Regions from separate parts of the Homo sapiens genome. Here region 2 is linked to region 1. Evidence: chromatin loops called from intact Hi-C (ENCODE). Cell type or tissue: A673. All regions are shown on one strand.

Region 1 (8,000 bases):
AGTGAAATCCTGTTTCTACTAAAAATACAAAAATTAGCTGGATGCGATAGCACGTGCCTGTAGTCCCAGCTACTCGGGAGGCTGAGGCTGGAGAGTTGCTCAAACCCGGGAGGCGGAGATTGCAGTGAGCCAAGATCGCACCGCTGCACTCCAGCCTGGGTGACAGAGCGACCCTCTGTCTCAAAAAATAATAATAATAATAAATAAAACAACAACAAAATGCATCAGAGAGCCAAAACATTCAGTATTGCATTTTCACATAGGTGATGAAATGACTTTGGAACTTTATCTGTGTTATAGTTATGAGTTGCTTTGGGAGACTTGGAGCTCTCTGTAGCTATTGTTCATAACACTTTGCTCCATAACCCTGATGTCCGCAGTATCTAAGTATCTCAGCCTTCATCCATTAACTCTACTAGGGAGCCCACAGCCACCATTTCCACTAGGAGGTATCAATATTTGTGGTATGACATAAGGCTCCCTTGAAATAACAAGACTTTTGAGCAATCTGAATTAAAAATACATCAAAAAAGTAATAGCGCTCATTTGCTAAATGCAAAAAATAATCACCTTTGATACCAATGTGCACCAATATGCCTAACTAGCTAGCCAGCTGGAGATAATTTACCAGGGAATGTTTCAAAGCCCTAACCTTGAAGTTTGGAAACAGGTGGTCTTCTATGCTGCAGAGAAACTATGCATTAGGTCTCTTTTCAATTAGAAACCTTTACTATTTCCAATGTATGTTTGTTAAAAATAATAATAATAAAACCAAAAGCCTTTGTGGAAACCCACTCTTCGTAGTCCATGTGATGGGATTGTTTTATCGTTTTCACCGGGTGCCCTCCCCACTGCAGGGGTGCGCACTGTTGTTGCAGGCTTGCTACCCACCTGTGTTTCTTAGCATTTCAGGAATTAAACCACATTCAGAACCCCAAATAACCTTTCCCCTTTCTTCTTACCCACTATCATAGGTGGTATTTTAATGAAGCGTCTGTGCCTTGGGTGCTATTTACACCAATTTTGGTAGGTCATACTATTTTGAGAATGGTCTTTTGATAGGGAGAAATTTCTAAGACCCATGGTAATAAAAGTGCAGCTCAAAGACATGGGACCTCTTGTCCTGCCCCATTTGCTGTTGTTTATGCAGCAGGAGAGAATAGGTCAGAACCAACCTTTGCACACTAGCTTTCTCCCACACAAACGGTCCATTTTAGCCTCTCTGTCCCACTTGCTATGTAAAGAGGAGGCCAGTGCTCGGCATAACTGTTCTGGTAGCGATGCTTGTTACAACTCATGATGAAATGTCCCAACGCAAGTGAGGACGCAGCTGCCCGCCCCAGAGCTAGAAGGTAAGGTGAGTTCTCTAGGAGTACATCTGCCCGGATGCATTTTCATTCCGCAGCCTTGATGAATGGGACGAGGCTTTGTTGTGACTGTTTTTTAAGCAGTCCCCCAGGGAATCACTGAAAATACCTACTTCTTAGAGAAAAGTTTCAAGCTCCCCTCCTCTCTTTTGTGAGGCAATACAAAATCCATCATCCAAATGAAAGATACTTTTCACAACAGCCTTTATTGCCTGCAGACTTACATGTATAGTCCTTTAAACAATTAACTGTTTAGAAAATGGTTGTTTCTCTCAACCCTTGAGCCAGTTATTCCACGCTGGTAAGACCCTTTCACAGAAATGTAACAAGGTGCATTTTATAGAAAACATCTAATTAAATCACCAGTTTCATGCTTTTAAGTTGTATCTACAAGTGCAAAACTGCAACACCCAAATGTTTTTAGTATCTAAGTCAGATATCCAAAAGTTAGCTCCATAATCAGAAATGCGCACACCACTGTTCTGATAATAAAGGCACATTTTCCAATAACCAATTATAACAAGAAGTGCAGCATTACCTAAATTGGGTGTGTCATCTTCCCCTCCTGGGTCACAGGATGACACCTGGGGATGCGATGCCGTGCCTGCACTTGGCGATCCCAGGAGCACAGAAATGCACCAGACAGATCATGAAGGGCTAATGCTTGGAAACCACACCATTTCCTGACAGAGTGAAGGAATCCCTGTGGATTTATCAAAAGGGAGGAGGGAATTTAAGCTAATTCTCTTCACCTGCTGTATTCTCAAATCTCCAAAACACCAGATAACTTAGGTTTTTTCATTTGTCATAGAACAAAGATTAGAGAACTTGAAATTCGTTTTGCATTTCCACTCCTCAGGGATGTCAAAAAAGCCAGTTCTGTTCCAGCACAAAGTAGAAAGTGGTGAATTGGCAATACGCCAAGACATAGACTGTTACAGTAATTCTTTTTGTTTCACAAAAGTTAATGGAAACAAAACAACTTTCAGATAATATTCATTTGTCAGTATGTATAATTTGCCATCCAAATGCTTTTTAAAAAGTTATTATCTTATTATTACACATTAAATTTACATGGAGTTGTCTCCTAATCCTGGGATTTTAACACCAAATGTTTAATTCTGAATACAAAGAAACATTCACATACTTAATTTTACAATATTCTGGAACAAGTTATATTCAAAAGTCAAATGAACAGAGAACATTCCACTTGCAACCAACACATAGCTGTTAACAAAATTAACCCCATTAATATTTAAAGACGGATTTATCCATTAATGCCTGTTTTAATTGTCACTTGATTTTGATGGTTAGAAACTTTGGTTATGGTAAAAATGATCACATGAGTGGGAATTCATTACCTCAAAGCTCAGGACCACAGCTCCCCATGTGCATGTTTTTCTGTCTGCAGTATTTCAAGGTGAGACAACAAAATAGACACCTAAAATTGTATGAGATTTTATTCCTGGTGCTTTTTCAGCGAGAACCATTTTTCCAGACCTAGGGAAGGAGCCTGTGTGTTTTTGGCCTGAAGGATTCATCAATTCAGAGCATCTGTGACAGCCAGGAGGAGGAAAGAAGGGAGGCTGGGATCACCTCCCGCCCCTTCTAGCATCTCTACTGAGAGTGACAACTCCAGGCTGTCCACCCCCATCCTGAGCCTTCCACACTCTTCTCCGTGCCACTAACACTCAGTATCTGACGCCTGCAGTGCGAAGCCTCCAGAGTCCCCAGACTGACCTGGGCACTCCACCCTTGCTGGTTCTACTTTACTTGGACACACGGGTACCTTAAGGCTTGTCACACTCCAACACCTTTGTGTGTGTGTGTCTTTATTTCTTTCTAGGTTATAAACTCAGGCAGAGGCCTCATACATTCACTTCTCTATCCCACCATCCCAGTACAGGGCCAGCCACATATTAACTAATGCACAAATGAGGCCAAGAAACTGGCTAGAAATCCCAAGAAACTGTGCCAAGTATATGCAGCTGCACCTGGGAATACACGAAAGCATGACATCACGAGCACAGCCTCCTCCACCACACCTTCCCTTTCTCCTCCTTCCCTGCTGGCCTCAGACAGCTATGCATGGCTGCATGAAGGAAGATCTAAATCTGGACTTGTTTTATCCTCCCCTTCCCTTCTTCTCACCTTTATTCTGCCTCCACCTTCTTCTTTCTTTGTCTTCCCCCACTGGCTTCTCTGTCATTTCCCACAGTGGGTTCCCCCAATCCCTGTGGTCCTCATGTCCTGTTCTTGTTCTCTTTGTGCTGGATCTCACATCCTACAGCATCCAGGACCATCCTCCATGGCTGATGCCACAGCCTGCCAATTCCCAAATTCTTCACGTTTGTTTGACTTCCTACTTAGCTGTAAAACCAAAGCCCAGGGAGGAGTCCCAAGGTGCACAACACAGAGCCAATCTGCGTGTGTACAGAGATGCAGATCCGTTTTTAATCAATGTAAGTATATGCGTATATGTATATACATATGCAATTCACATTCACAAGTCCTGGTATAAAGTTGCAATTTTTCTGGCTGCTATAAAATGTGCCAGTTTTAAAACTGTGCATTTGTTGCTTGCAAACTTATAAATATGTATAAACCCCATTATAAATAAATTATGGCTGGCAGATGGCATTTAAGCTGCCAGCAATGGTTGCATGGAGTTATAAATGCTTATTAATTCTCCACTTTTAAATTCACAGCACGGACCCTGGGATCTGTGACATGAAGTGGTGTGAAAGCATAATTATAAATTAGAGGGGGGAAAGCCATCAATAAGAGACAGGTAAGGGCTGGAAACTCTCACTAGTGAGTGGTTCTCAAAGTCAAGACTTCAGAGCAGCTGCACCAGCATCACCTCGAGATTTTTTGAAATGCAAATTCCCGGGCCCCACTCCAGACCTAGGGAGTCAGGAACTTGGCGGGGCCAGGGGGGTGGAAGGGCCTGCAATCTTTGTCTGAACCAGCTCACAGGGTGGTTCTGATGCCTGCCTTCCACTCGAAGTCTGCTTGTCACGAACGCCTGTCTCAGCTCAGGGACATCCCCGGCTTAGGAAGTATGCTCAGGTGTGTGCAGGGCCAGTCAGAAATTGTTTCCAGAAACAGCCTTTCATAAGTGATAGACTTGGTGAATAAATACCCCAGCTGTCTCCCCGCCTTGCTGGGTGAACTCTGGGGTGTCAGCTCTGTCTCTCGGGGTTCCCCGGTGGGATTCAGCTCCAGTTGTGCACATGACGGTAACTTACTTGATAATGCACGCCTTCCCCGTCAGCTTCCTTCTCTCCCTACTTCCGGGATCTTCACTCAAATAAACTACATAACCTCAAGTCCTCTCTCAGGGTCTCCTTCTGGAGGAACCCCAACTAAGAGGAAGTAGAAACACTGTCTCTCCCATCTGAATGACTCAGGCTTTTATGCATTTTGAGATGGAGCACAGATGTAGAACCCCTGGAGGGAAGCACTGCTTGCCATTTCCGTGGGGCAGGGGGCTAGCTTTACGTGCAGGCCCAGGACTGTGAGTCCTGTGCTCTTTTCTAAGTTGATCCCCAGGCCCTTGCATGGCTCCAGTTTCCTCTTCTGAAAAGCAGGGCCCCCTACTGGGCTGTCTTACCAAGCTCCCTTCCCTGTGATCCTGTGTGGAGCTGACAGTTCTAGGTTGGCACTATGTCCAGGAGTGGGTTTGTCCTCTTCATCTTTCTTAGAGCCAGCTTTGAAAGTTCCATGGGAGAACCTGAGTATTACTCTGAAACCCACTGCAAGGTCTGTCTGAGTCCTGCAATGACCTCTTTGCAATCTTTCCACAATCTTCCCACTCACTCCCAATCCTACTGTCACCGTCCACAGAAAGGGATTTATGGACAGCACACAAAGTTGGGCCAGCGAGAGAGAACCAATGGGCACGCTGGGAATGCACAATTTTAGAAAATCATTGCGCTTATATGTTTCATATATTTGTCAATCCCCAGCACGCCCTCAAGCTGGGAACATGTATAGCCCTGCAGTGTAGAGCACGCCAAGGCTCAGAGAAATCCAGCAACCCGCCTGAGTCCACGCCGTTCTGGGTGTGCCAGGGTGGAGGCTGGATGGAGGTATCTACTCGTGGCCCGCATTGCCTCTGCCCTGGAAAGGCCTATAGTCCGAGGCTTCTGCCCAGCTCAGCCCAACAGAAAAGAAATGTGTGACTGCCTTCAGGTAGCAGCCAGTTTGGAGGAAATGAGGACCCAGACGTCCATCTTCAAGCATTGCTTATAGAAAGAAGCTACCCAAGTGTCGGACGCTACTGAAAAGGAAAGCTTTATTTTGGGAGCTGGGGGCCACCTTCAGAATCCCAGCACCAGACATGGAGGTTGGGCTGGACACACATGTCCACTGTTCCCCTGGCACATGGGCCCTTTAGGGTCCACCCTTCCCTAGGCCTGTCCTTCCTTTTAAGTTAGGACTTTACCTACACACACGGCTTGTCATTTCCCGTCTTTATTAGAAATTACCCACAACTTCCTCCACCTCCAGGAGGCCCTAAAGAAGGCCATATATGGCCCAATCAGGCCTTTGTCCATTATCCCAACATCATAGATGGCCTGACAAAATAGCTGCTCGCTCATCAAGGCTGAGCGGACGCCCAGTCTTTGGGTGCTTCAAATATAAAAAACAGCAACAGTGGTGTCTTAAGCACAGGATTAAAGATTGAGTCATTTGACTGCGGTGTTTTTCACCTCCCCACCCGATTCTCCGGTTAGCTACTCAGAGGCAGCCTTGGAGGTCAAGAATCAAAGCTGACTTAAACCACAATGAGCACCCCCATGAGAGGCCCAGCCGGCCTCCGTGGGACAGAGATGTCATTTGAAGCACAGCTGATTCATTCGTGGGGTTAGGGGAGGTGGGTGGGGGTCTCTAGGGCCACTCGGTAAGGGCAGAGGGGCCGTTTTAGGACTGCTGGCCCCCACCTTGTACTCCCAGAAGACATAGAGTTTGGGGTTAAGTGTTGGGGGTGCCCATTGGAGGGACAGCAGGGCCCAGGTGCACTCTGCAGGACCAGGGTGGCCCAGCACAGCAGCAGCGACTGTGCCCTGGAAGCCTGAGGCCCTGGAACGCAAGGCCTAATGCCATTCCCGCTGCGTTCATTGTTCAGCTTCCCTGCCCTGCCCAGGCAGAGATGTGGCCTGAGAAAGTGTGGGGAAGAGGGGCCCAGGCTAGACAGGGAGGAGCCTCCATTGCTTTTGCCTTGGAATCCTGAGCTCAAAGCACAGGCTGGCACACAGCAGGGCTCACGAAATGCTGAGTGAGCAGAAGAGCTCTGCAGCCAGATGACAACATGGCCTCCAGGAAGGTGTGGCACCAGCCCCAGCCTCACTTTCCCCATGTGTCTGTGAGGCTCACAGGAATGGCCCACCACACAGTGCTGGAGGGAAGAGTTGGGATAACTAATGTGTGCTCTAACCCACTTTACAAATGGGAGGGAACAAAGATTAGAAAATCGCTGCCATCTGCTATGTCTGAAGCCTGCTCACTTCACTGGCACTATTCTAGTGTAACCAATATATAATCTGAGCTTAAAAATGTATATTTTGAATTAATATTAAAAAGAAAAAATTCGACTCCAATACTTTAAATTTTCTAAATTGATTCTCATGCAAAAAATATATATATTTTCTATCACCATCGAACTAGACACTGACTTCACAGCAAGAGCTACTAAAGCTGCAGGTTACCATTCAAGTCCCCCCAAGAGAAAAATAAAGTAAATCAAATGTTACAGCATTCACAGCTCCTAACTTGCATTTCCTACTTTGCTATTGTCCCTGAATGTTATAATAGCATTTTGACCTTTCACAAGTGGGGAATGCATGAATGTAGAAAGAAGGTCATTTCGCACATTTTTCTATGTGGTGCACATTCATGCACAGGTGGGTCAGAGCTGTGTGTGTCTCTCCAGGGCTCCCAGCCTCCCAGAGGACAGATGTGCAGGGCAGCTCTCAGAGCACCCAAGTCTATGCTGTCTTGGGGCAGGAGCCTGATGCAGCTGCTGCCAGCAACCCCGTGGAGCCGTCTGCTTCTGGATCACTAAGCAGAGTATCCACATGATGCCTGAAGCCAAAACCATTTCAGAAAACAGCAGTGCAGTCTACAGTAGTGTCAGACTCTCCAGAGTTTCAATCCACTGCAGAACATTCTAGAACACTGACTTCACTGTCATCTCAAATTCACTGGACCCTCAAAGGCAAAGACTCCCTAGAAGGCCATGTATGAAGGCTGGGGCCTGCCCTGACTCATCCTCACTGGTTAGCTCTAACCTGTCCTTCCATCTGGCCACACGCACACCCCAAGGCAGAAATGGGGCTCATACCATTGGCATTAGAACTTAGCAGTATTATTATCTGCCAGATTTTTCAGTCTCCTCATAACTCTCCTTACAGGATCAGATTTATCACTATCCAACTCTAAGCGTGTTTAGTGTGTCTTTCTGTTCTGCTGACCCATACCCTACAGGGTGCTGTACCCTGTGGGGTCTCACCAGAACAAGAGCCACGCTGCCAGCAAGCAAATGGATCCATCTATTCTTTAAAGGGCATCTGTGAAAATCACAGGGCAATCTCAGCCCAGATAGTATTTGAAAGGTATAAACATTGC
Region 2 (8,000 bases), 270 kb after region 1:
CTAGATACAATGCGGTACAGGCATTGGGTAAATACATTTATTCCAAATGAGAGAAATTGGCCAAAACGAAGGGGCTAAAGGCCCCATGCAAGTCCAAAATCCAATAGGGCAGTCATTAAATCTTTAAGTTACAAAATGATCACCTTTGACTCACATCCAGGTCATACTGAGGCAAGAGGTGAGCTCCCATGGCTTTGGGAAGCTCCACCCTTGTGGCTTTGCAGAGTACAGCCCCACCTCCTGGCTGCTTTCACAGGCTGGTGTTGAGTGCCTGCAGCTTTTCCAGGTACATGGTGCAAGCTGTCAGTGGATCTACCATTCTGGGGTCTGGAGGATGGTGGCCCTCTTCTCACAGCTCCACTAGGCAGTGGGGACTCTGTGTGGGGCTCCAACCCCCACATTTCCCTTCTGCACTACCCTAGCAGAAGTTCTCCATGAGGGTTCCACCCCTACAGCACACTTCTGCTTGGACATCCAGGCATTTCCATATATCCTCTGAAATCTAGGTGGAGGTACCCAAACCTCAATTCTTGACTTCTGTGCACCCACAGGCTCAACACCAAGCGGAAGCTGCCAAGGCTTGGTGCTTGCACCCTCTGAAGCAATGGCTCAAGCTGTACCTTGGCCTCTTTTAGCCATGGCTGGAGCTGAAGCAGCTGGGATGCAGAGCACCATGTCCTGAGGCTGCACAGAGCAGTGTGTACCTGGGCCTGGCCCAGGAAAGCATTTTTCCCTCCTACGCCTCAGAGCCTGTGATGGGAGGGGCTGCCATGAAGGTCTCAGACATGCCCTGGAGACATTTTCCCCATTGTCTTGGTGATTAACATTTGACTTGTTACTTATGCAAATTTCTGCAGCTGGCTTGAATTTCTCCCCAGAAAATGGGTTTTTCTTTCCTATCACATTGTCAGGCTACAAACTTTCCAAACTTTTATGCTCTGCTTCCTCTTGAATGCTTTGCTGCTTAGCAATTTCTTCTGCCAGATACCTTAAATCATCTCTCTCAAGTTCAAATTTCCACAGATCTCCAGGGCAAGGGAAAAACGCTGCCACTTTCTTTGCTAAAGCATAGCAAGAATCTCCCTTGCTCCAGTTCTGAAGAGGTTCTTCATCTCCATCTGAGACCACTTCACCTGAACTTCATTGTCCATATCACTACCAGCATTTTGGTCAAAACCATTCGACAAGTCTTTAGAAAGTTCTACACTTTCCCACATCTTCCTGTCTTCTTCTGAGTCCTCCAAACTGTTCCACTCTCTGCCTGTTACCCAGTTCCAAAGTTGCTTCCACGTTTTCGGGTATCTTTATAGCAGCAACCCACCCTTGGTACCAATTTACTGTATTAATCTGTTCTCACACTGCTATGAAGAAATACTTACCTGAGACTGGGTAATTTATAAAGGAAAGAGGTTTGATTGACTTACAGTTCTGCATTGCTGGGGAGGCCTTAGGAAACCCACAATCATGATGAAGGCACCTCTTCACAGGGTAGCAGGAGAGGAATGAGTGCCAGCAGGGGAAATGCCAGACACTTATAAAAACATCAGAGCTCATGAGACTCACTATCACAAGAAAAGCATGGCGGAAACTGCCTCCATGATCCAATTACCTCCACCTGGTCCCTCCCAAGATACATGGTGATATGGGAACTAACTTGAAGATGAGATTTCAGTGGGGAAACAGTCAAACCACATCAAGTGGCCTGTGGTGTTCAAGGTTAAGTGCCTTCTCCTAATTCTGCAGAGTTGAGCTGGCTATCTACAGGTGTTCTTGCATGATCTGAAGAGACTTGTACACTGGCTGTAGGAGTGCATGGGGAGCACTGGCTATGGAAGTTGTGCGGAGTTCTGGGGGCACATGTGAGCTAGTTGGGGGGATAGTCCACATTCTGTAAGGTTTGTGTGTGAGCCTCTTGATGAAATTCGCAAGGTGGTTGGTAGAAACTGTGGCCCTTTGCTAAGTCCCATGTTCCAGTTGCTATGAGCTTCCACCACTTTTCCCTGTTCCTAGCTACTCAAAGACTATTTAGCTGTACCAATCCCTTCAGTGTTTAGGGTGGAGTGAAAAGAAAGTGCACCTCCCACATGGCTGGGGAAGCCAGGTACTAGTACACTACACTTTCACTTTCATCTTTCCCTGCAGGAGAAATCACAGGCTAAGAGGGCCTCTCTTGTCACTGGGCTGTGCCTTTGGGGGAAGGTTGATGCAAGTAAAGTGAAACTGTTTTTCTTACCCATTTTTCTATTGCTAGTCTCAGATTTTTTGCTCCTATGGGGTGCTGGAGCCTTTTTGCTGGACTTCCAGGCTTCCAGAAAGGTATTGTTGGCAATGGGCAGTTGCCAAAATTGGTGTGTCTGTGGAAGGCTAAGGACTCAAAACTCCTATTCTCACTGATGTCACTTCTCAGTAAGTTGGTTTGTGAGTAATAAAATTAATATCTTCTTTTTATTTTTGCCCCAATATTTGTTTCTTAATTTTTAATTTTAATTTTAATTTTTCTTTTAAGTTTCACATATACCCGGTTTACAGGGTCAAATCATTAGAAAATCAAATAATTAGTAGATTTTCCTTCTTATCCAGCATACTGAAGACTTCATATTTATACCAAAAAACAAATTTTTTAATATACCAAAATAAACAGACATTCCATTCTCTGAAGTCCTTGTGTGGATTCAACTGCTTACTAAGCAACTAACATAAAATATGAAATAAGTCTAATCATAACAAGTTAAAACAATGTTCTACCTTTAGAAATTTATTTAGAAATTTATATTAAGTACACATGATTCAAAGATTTTAGTAGTATTAATACTTATTCCTAGAAAGGATATATAATATTCTTCTGAGTATCTTTAAAACTGGATTAAAGGAAGGTGTCTTCTTATTTTTCTATTTTTCCTGCTTCCTGTTAGCTATTTTTAAAAATATTTTATTTGTTAGTTTGAAAGTTACTAATGAGACAAGCCAACACTCAGGATAATGCTTTTCTAGTTATCTGTTCCTTCTCATGACTGTTCCCTGAGAAAATCCAATTATCTTCTTCTATCACCACCATTTCACTCCCCACACCCTACAACCAGTGGCATGATGGAGTTGGCCCAGGAAGACCTGTTTTCCCCCATGGTTAAATTATTATAAATCCTGTGAGCCTGTTACTAAACAGTTGGTAGCTTGAAATCTGACACTGGAAGAGTATTTACACCAAGGAAATTGGCCAATTCTACTAGGGCTTCCTCCACTCCTCCCAGAGCCCATTGTTAAATATTCACTTAGAACACCACTGCAGGCCGGGCGTGGTGGCTCAGCCTGTAATTCCAGCACTCTGGGAGGCCAAGGTGGGTGGACTGCTTGAATCCTGGGCAACATCATGAAACCCTGTCTCTACAAAAAAAAAAAAAAGAAAGAAAGAAAAAAATAGCCAGCAGTAGTGGCTGTGGTTCTAGCTACTCGGGAGGCTAAGGTGGGAGGATCGCTTGAGCCCGGGAGGCGGAGGTTGCAGTGAGCCCAGATTGCACCACTGCACTCCAGTGTGGGTGACAGTGAGATCCCATCTCAAAATAAAGTAAAATAAAATAAAATAAGAACACCACTGCCTACAAATGCTCAGCCAAAAAGCAAAGTCCATCTTGAGCTACTGTTTATAAACAATAGGAGTAGCAAGCCCTCTCGTGGCTATTATCAGAATTGCAGAGGATAAGGAGATAAGGTAAAAAGATCAAGATTTCATCCCAAATATGTTTTATATAAGGCTTTAGAATGATAGTGTTGATTGTTGTAGTTTAATATCTCCTGCCTCTGTGCAAACTTTTCTCAAACTACCCAAAAAACACCACTTAGGTTTCCCTTTCTCATGAGTTGTAAATATCTCCTTAGTAAGAGTAGGCTTTTCTTTGTGTCCCTATAGCAAAGACTGTATTATTCACTTTTAAGGACATGCATTTTCTGTGGGTTACTGTGGGCATGTCACAGGAAAGGTTGTGTGTTTTGAAACTGTCTGTGTATCTTAGCCATACAATTAAGCCATATGAGGAATGCAAACCAGTCACCACTGCATATTAAAACACAAACCACATCAGATTACCCTCCTGCTTAGCAGGCCTCAATGGTTTCCTGTTGTATCTAAAATAAAATCCAGATACTTCACCAAACCCCATGGATCCTCGGTGGCCTAGCTCCTGCCGTGTCTCCTGCTCTGCTTTTCCTTACTGTCCCCTTCCCGTTATACAAATGTTAGGGCAAAGGCCACTCCTCAGTGGGGCCTTTTCTGGACACCTGCTCTGAACCAATGCCCACCCACCCACCCATCTGTTAATTGGTCACATCATCAGGCTTGGTTTTCTTCCCACCACTTATCTCCACCCAAAATCATCCTATTTGCTTACGTGTTGAATCTGACCCACCCAGTGGAAGGGAAGCTGGAAGCTCAGTGTGGACAAGCCCTGGTCTGTCTTACACACAGTGTTTTCCCCATAACAGGCTCCTGGTGTGAGTCACGGGGAAAGCTACAGATGCCCACAGGCAAAAGAATTGGGAGCCCTACACCCATCTACCCTCCAACCCCAGCTCTTATTTGAGTGTAGAGTGAAAAACTGGCTCATTTTGCCCGGGACTGTCACTGTTTTACCATTAAAAGCCACCATCCTAGGAAATCCTTTACCCTCAGACAAATCTAGAATGGCTGGTCACCTTATATGTTATCTAGAATTGCTTTCTGGGATGATTTTGAAAAATAAATGACTTTTTTAAAATATAAAAGCTTCCTCTGAATAACAAAATTTAATTTGCAGATTATCCTTTAGCATTCTATAAAAAATATTATTTATTTTAGCAGAGTTGACTTTTCTTGGCATATACATTTGTATTTGTCTTAGCACTTAAAATATATATGAAGCATATTGTAAAAAAAAAGAAAAAGGATCATATTGTATTCACAGGTAATGCTTTTAATTTTAAATGTCATTGAAGAAATAATCTGGTACAAACATGGCACACATGACTCATTGCTGGTAGGGTTAGAGACTTCCCACTTGAAGTCACTTTGATTCCTAAAATAAGTTTATTGATGTGTTTCTTTTACATTACATCTTCCTGATTTTAAAAAAATGTGTTATGTTTTCTTTTCTTTTTCTTATTTTTTTATTTTAAGACAGAGTCTCACTCTGTTGCTCAGGCTGGAGTGCAGTGGCATGATCATAGCTCACTGCAGCCTCAACCTCCTGAGCTCAAGTGATTGTCCCGCCTCAGCCTCCCAAGTTGCTGAGACTACAGGTGCATGCTACCATGCCTGGCTAATTTTTTTTTTAATTAGAGACAAGATTTCACCATGTTGCTCAGGCTGGTTTTGACCTTCTGAGTTCAAACTATCCTCTCACCTCAACCTCCTGAAGTGCTGGGATTATAGTCATGAGCCACGGCGCCCCAGACCTTATTTTCAAAAGATATATTTTTCTTCATTTCTCCTTGAACTTGGAGGGAACACTGCCTCAAAAGAAGTACATTAACAACATTGGCTAAACCTTCTAAGTCGTCTAAATTAGGAAAGGATCGGTTGGCCTTCAGGTTACATTTATTAGAATGACTCACTGAAGGGAACAAATATTTCAAAAGATAAAATGTAATTTTCAATTTAGTGAATTAAAATGCAACCACGTGTAATCTGAACTCACCCACATGATCAGTGTACAGAAGAGCTTTTGATCTGTATCATGTTGTTGAAAATTCATTAGAGGCCACGCAAGCATTTCTACTTGTTGGTTGTATCATCCTGTTGGCAGGAAGACAGCTAGCACTGAGGCCAAGGGCTGTGGAGGACAACAAGTAGTGACCAGGAATGCATATCATCCTATCTGCTGTTTCCAGTCCTCATTCTCACTTTTGTCAGGATTTCCATCTGTCCTCAGAAATCAGGAAGAACCAGCATCAGGGCAAAGAGTTCAGGGGCAGTATGCAAAGCTTTACTAGTTGACATGGACATTAATGTTGGAGAGGGAACCTGTGGATCTCCTCATTTCCCTTCTCGATCGCTGTTGACTATATTCCAAGGCTAACAAAAGGTTTGCAAGACAAAATCTTGAGGACAAACCTTAAGTCTGTTAAAGTCACAGTCATGACATTTCTCAAAGTGTGATCCAGTGAACATCCACAACCCGAAATCACATGGGGTGCTTATTAAGAATGCGGGTTTTCAGGTTCTGTTAAATCAGAATCCCTCGGGGGCGGTCCCCAGGAACCTGCATTTGTAACAAATCCTTTGGGTGGTTCTGGCACATACTAGGGTTGAGGCTTCATGATCGTTTGCTATGGTGTGAATGTGTCCGCCAAAATTCAGGAGTTGGAAAATTAATCCCAGTGCAGCAGTGTTGACGGGTGAAGCCTAAATGGGAGGTGCTTAGGTCATGAGGGCTCTGCCCTCATGAACAGATTAATGTGGTTCTAAAAAGGACTTGCAGAAGTGCGTTCTCTCTATTCTGCTCTTCTGCAATGTGAGGAGAGTTTTTGCCCTTTTGCCCTTCTATCTTCTGCCACGTGAGAACGCAGCAAGGCTCTCATCAGATGCTGGTGCCTTGATCTTGGATGCCCCAGCCTCCAGAACTGCAATAAATTTCTGTTCTTTATAGATTTCCCAGTGTCAGGTATTTTGTTATAGCAGTATGAAACAGGTCAAGACTTTCTCAATCTTTACAGCATAACTGATCAGGCGCAGTGGCTCACGCCTGTAATCCCAGTGAGAGGTGACAGTGTGCTGGCAGTCCTCACAGCCCTCTCTCGCTCTGGGCGCCTCTTCTGCCTGGGCTCCCACTTTGGCGGCACTTGAGGAGCACTTCAGCCCACTGCTGCACTGTGGGAGTCCCTTTCTGGGCTGGCCAAGGCCGGAGCCCGCTCCCTCAGCTTGCAGGGAGGTGTGGAGGGAGAGGCGCGGGTGGGAACTGGGGCTGCGCGCCACAGGCCAGCTGGAGTTCCGGGTGGGCGTGGTCTTGGCGGGCCCTGCACTCGCAGCTGCCGGCCGCCCCTGCCGGCCCTGGGCAATGAGGGGCTTAGCACCCGGGCCAGCGGCTGCGGAGGGTGTACTGCGTCCCCAGCAGTGCCAGCCCACCGGCGCTGCGCTCGATTTCTCACCGGGCCTTAGCTGCCTTCCCGCGGGGCAGGGCTCCGGACCTGCAGCCCGCCATGCCTGAGCCTCCCACCCCCTCCATGGGCTCCTGTGGGGCCCGAGTCTCCCCGATAAGTGCCGCCCCCTGCTCCACGGCACCCAGTCCCATCGACCACCCAAGGGCTGAGGAGAGCGGGCGCAGGGCGCAGGACTGGCAGGCAGCTTCACCTGCAGCCCCAGTGCGCGATCCAGTGGGTGAAGCCAGCTGGGTTGAGTCTGGTGGGGACGTGGCGAACCTTTTGTCTAGCTCAGGGATTGTAAATACACCAATCGGCACTCTGTACCTAGCTCAAGGTTTGTAAACACACCAATCAGCACCCTGTGTCTAGCTCAGGGTTTGTGAACGCACCAATCGACACTCTGTATCTAGCTACTCTGGTGGGGCCTTGGAGACCCTTTGTGTCCACACTCTATATCTAGCTAATCCGGTGGGGAGGTGGAGAACCTTTGTGTCTAGCTCAGGGATTGTAAACGCACCAATCAGTGCCCTGTCAAAACAGACCACTGGGCTCTACCAATCAGCAGGATGTGGGTGGGGCCAGATAAGAGAATAAAAGCAGGCTGCGGGAGCCAGCAGTAGCAAACCACTTGGGTCCCCTTCCACACTGTGGAAGCTTTGTTCTTTCGCTCTTTGCAATAAATCTTGCTACTGCTCACTCTTTGGGTCCACACTGCTTTTATGAGCTGTAACACTCACCGCCAAGGTCTGCAGCTTCACTCCTGAAGCCAGCGAGACCACGAGCCCACCGGGAGGAACGAACAACTCCAGACGTGCCGCCTTAAGAGCTGTTAACACTCACCTGGAAGGTCTGCAGCTTCACTCCTGAGCCAGCGAGACCACGAACCCACC

Evidence for each region. A loop is a pair of places that touch in the nucleus more often than their neighbours do. Peaks named below come from ENCODE experiments on the same cell type or tissue, not always from the same donor. Only the 100,000 strongest peaks of a DNase experiment are listed, where the experiment ranks them.
Region 2: a loop joins it to region 1, with 5 times the contacts of the local background. A loop is called at or near these places in 16 of 110 quality-filtered maps.

The regions. Positions count from the first base shown.
Region 1 is chr9:89,004,217-89,012,216 of GRCh38, forward strand. It overlaps S1PR3 (sphingosine-1-phosphate receptor 3), which reads left to right. Exons shown (of 2, transcript NM_005226.4): 2 at 1-939. SHC3 (SHC adaptor protein 3) reads right to left here. Exons shown (of 12, transcript NM_016848.6): 12 at 1,555-8,000. LOC124902206 reads left to right here and starts at 3,302. Exons shown (of 1, transcript XM_047424308.1): 1 at 3,302-3,961. The coding sequence starts at 3,302. The coding sequence ends at 3,961. In A673, a CTCF peak has its summit at 4,968 (motif pointing left); a DNase peak (open chromatin) is centred at 4,875; H3K27ac peaks cover 965 bases.
Region 2 is chr9:89,275,525-89,283,524 of GRCh38, forward strand. LOC105376136 (a long non-coding RNA gene) reads right to left here. Exons shown (of 3, transcript XR_930101.4): 3 at 4,923-8,000. Among named protein-coding and RNA genes, the nearest start is that of CKS2, 32 kb to the right of the region's middle. RefSeq lists an enhancer at 6,527-7,045. In A673, a CTCF peak has its summit at 3,675; a DNase peak (open chromatin) is centred at 3,637.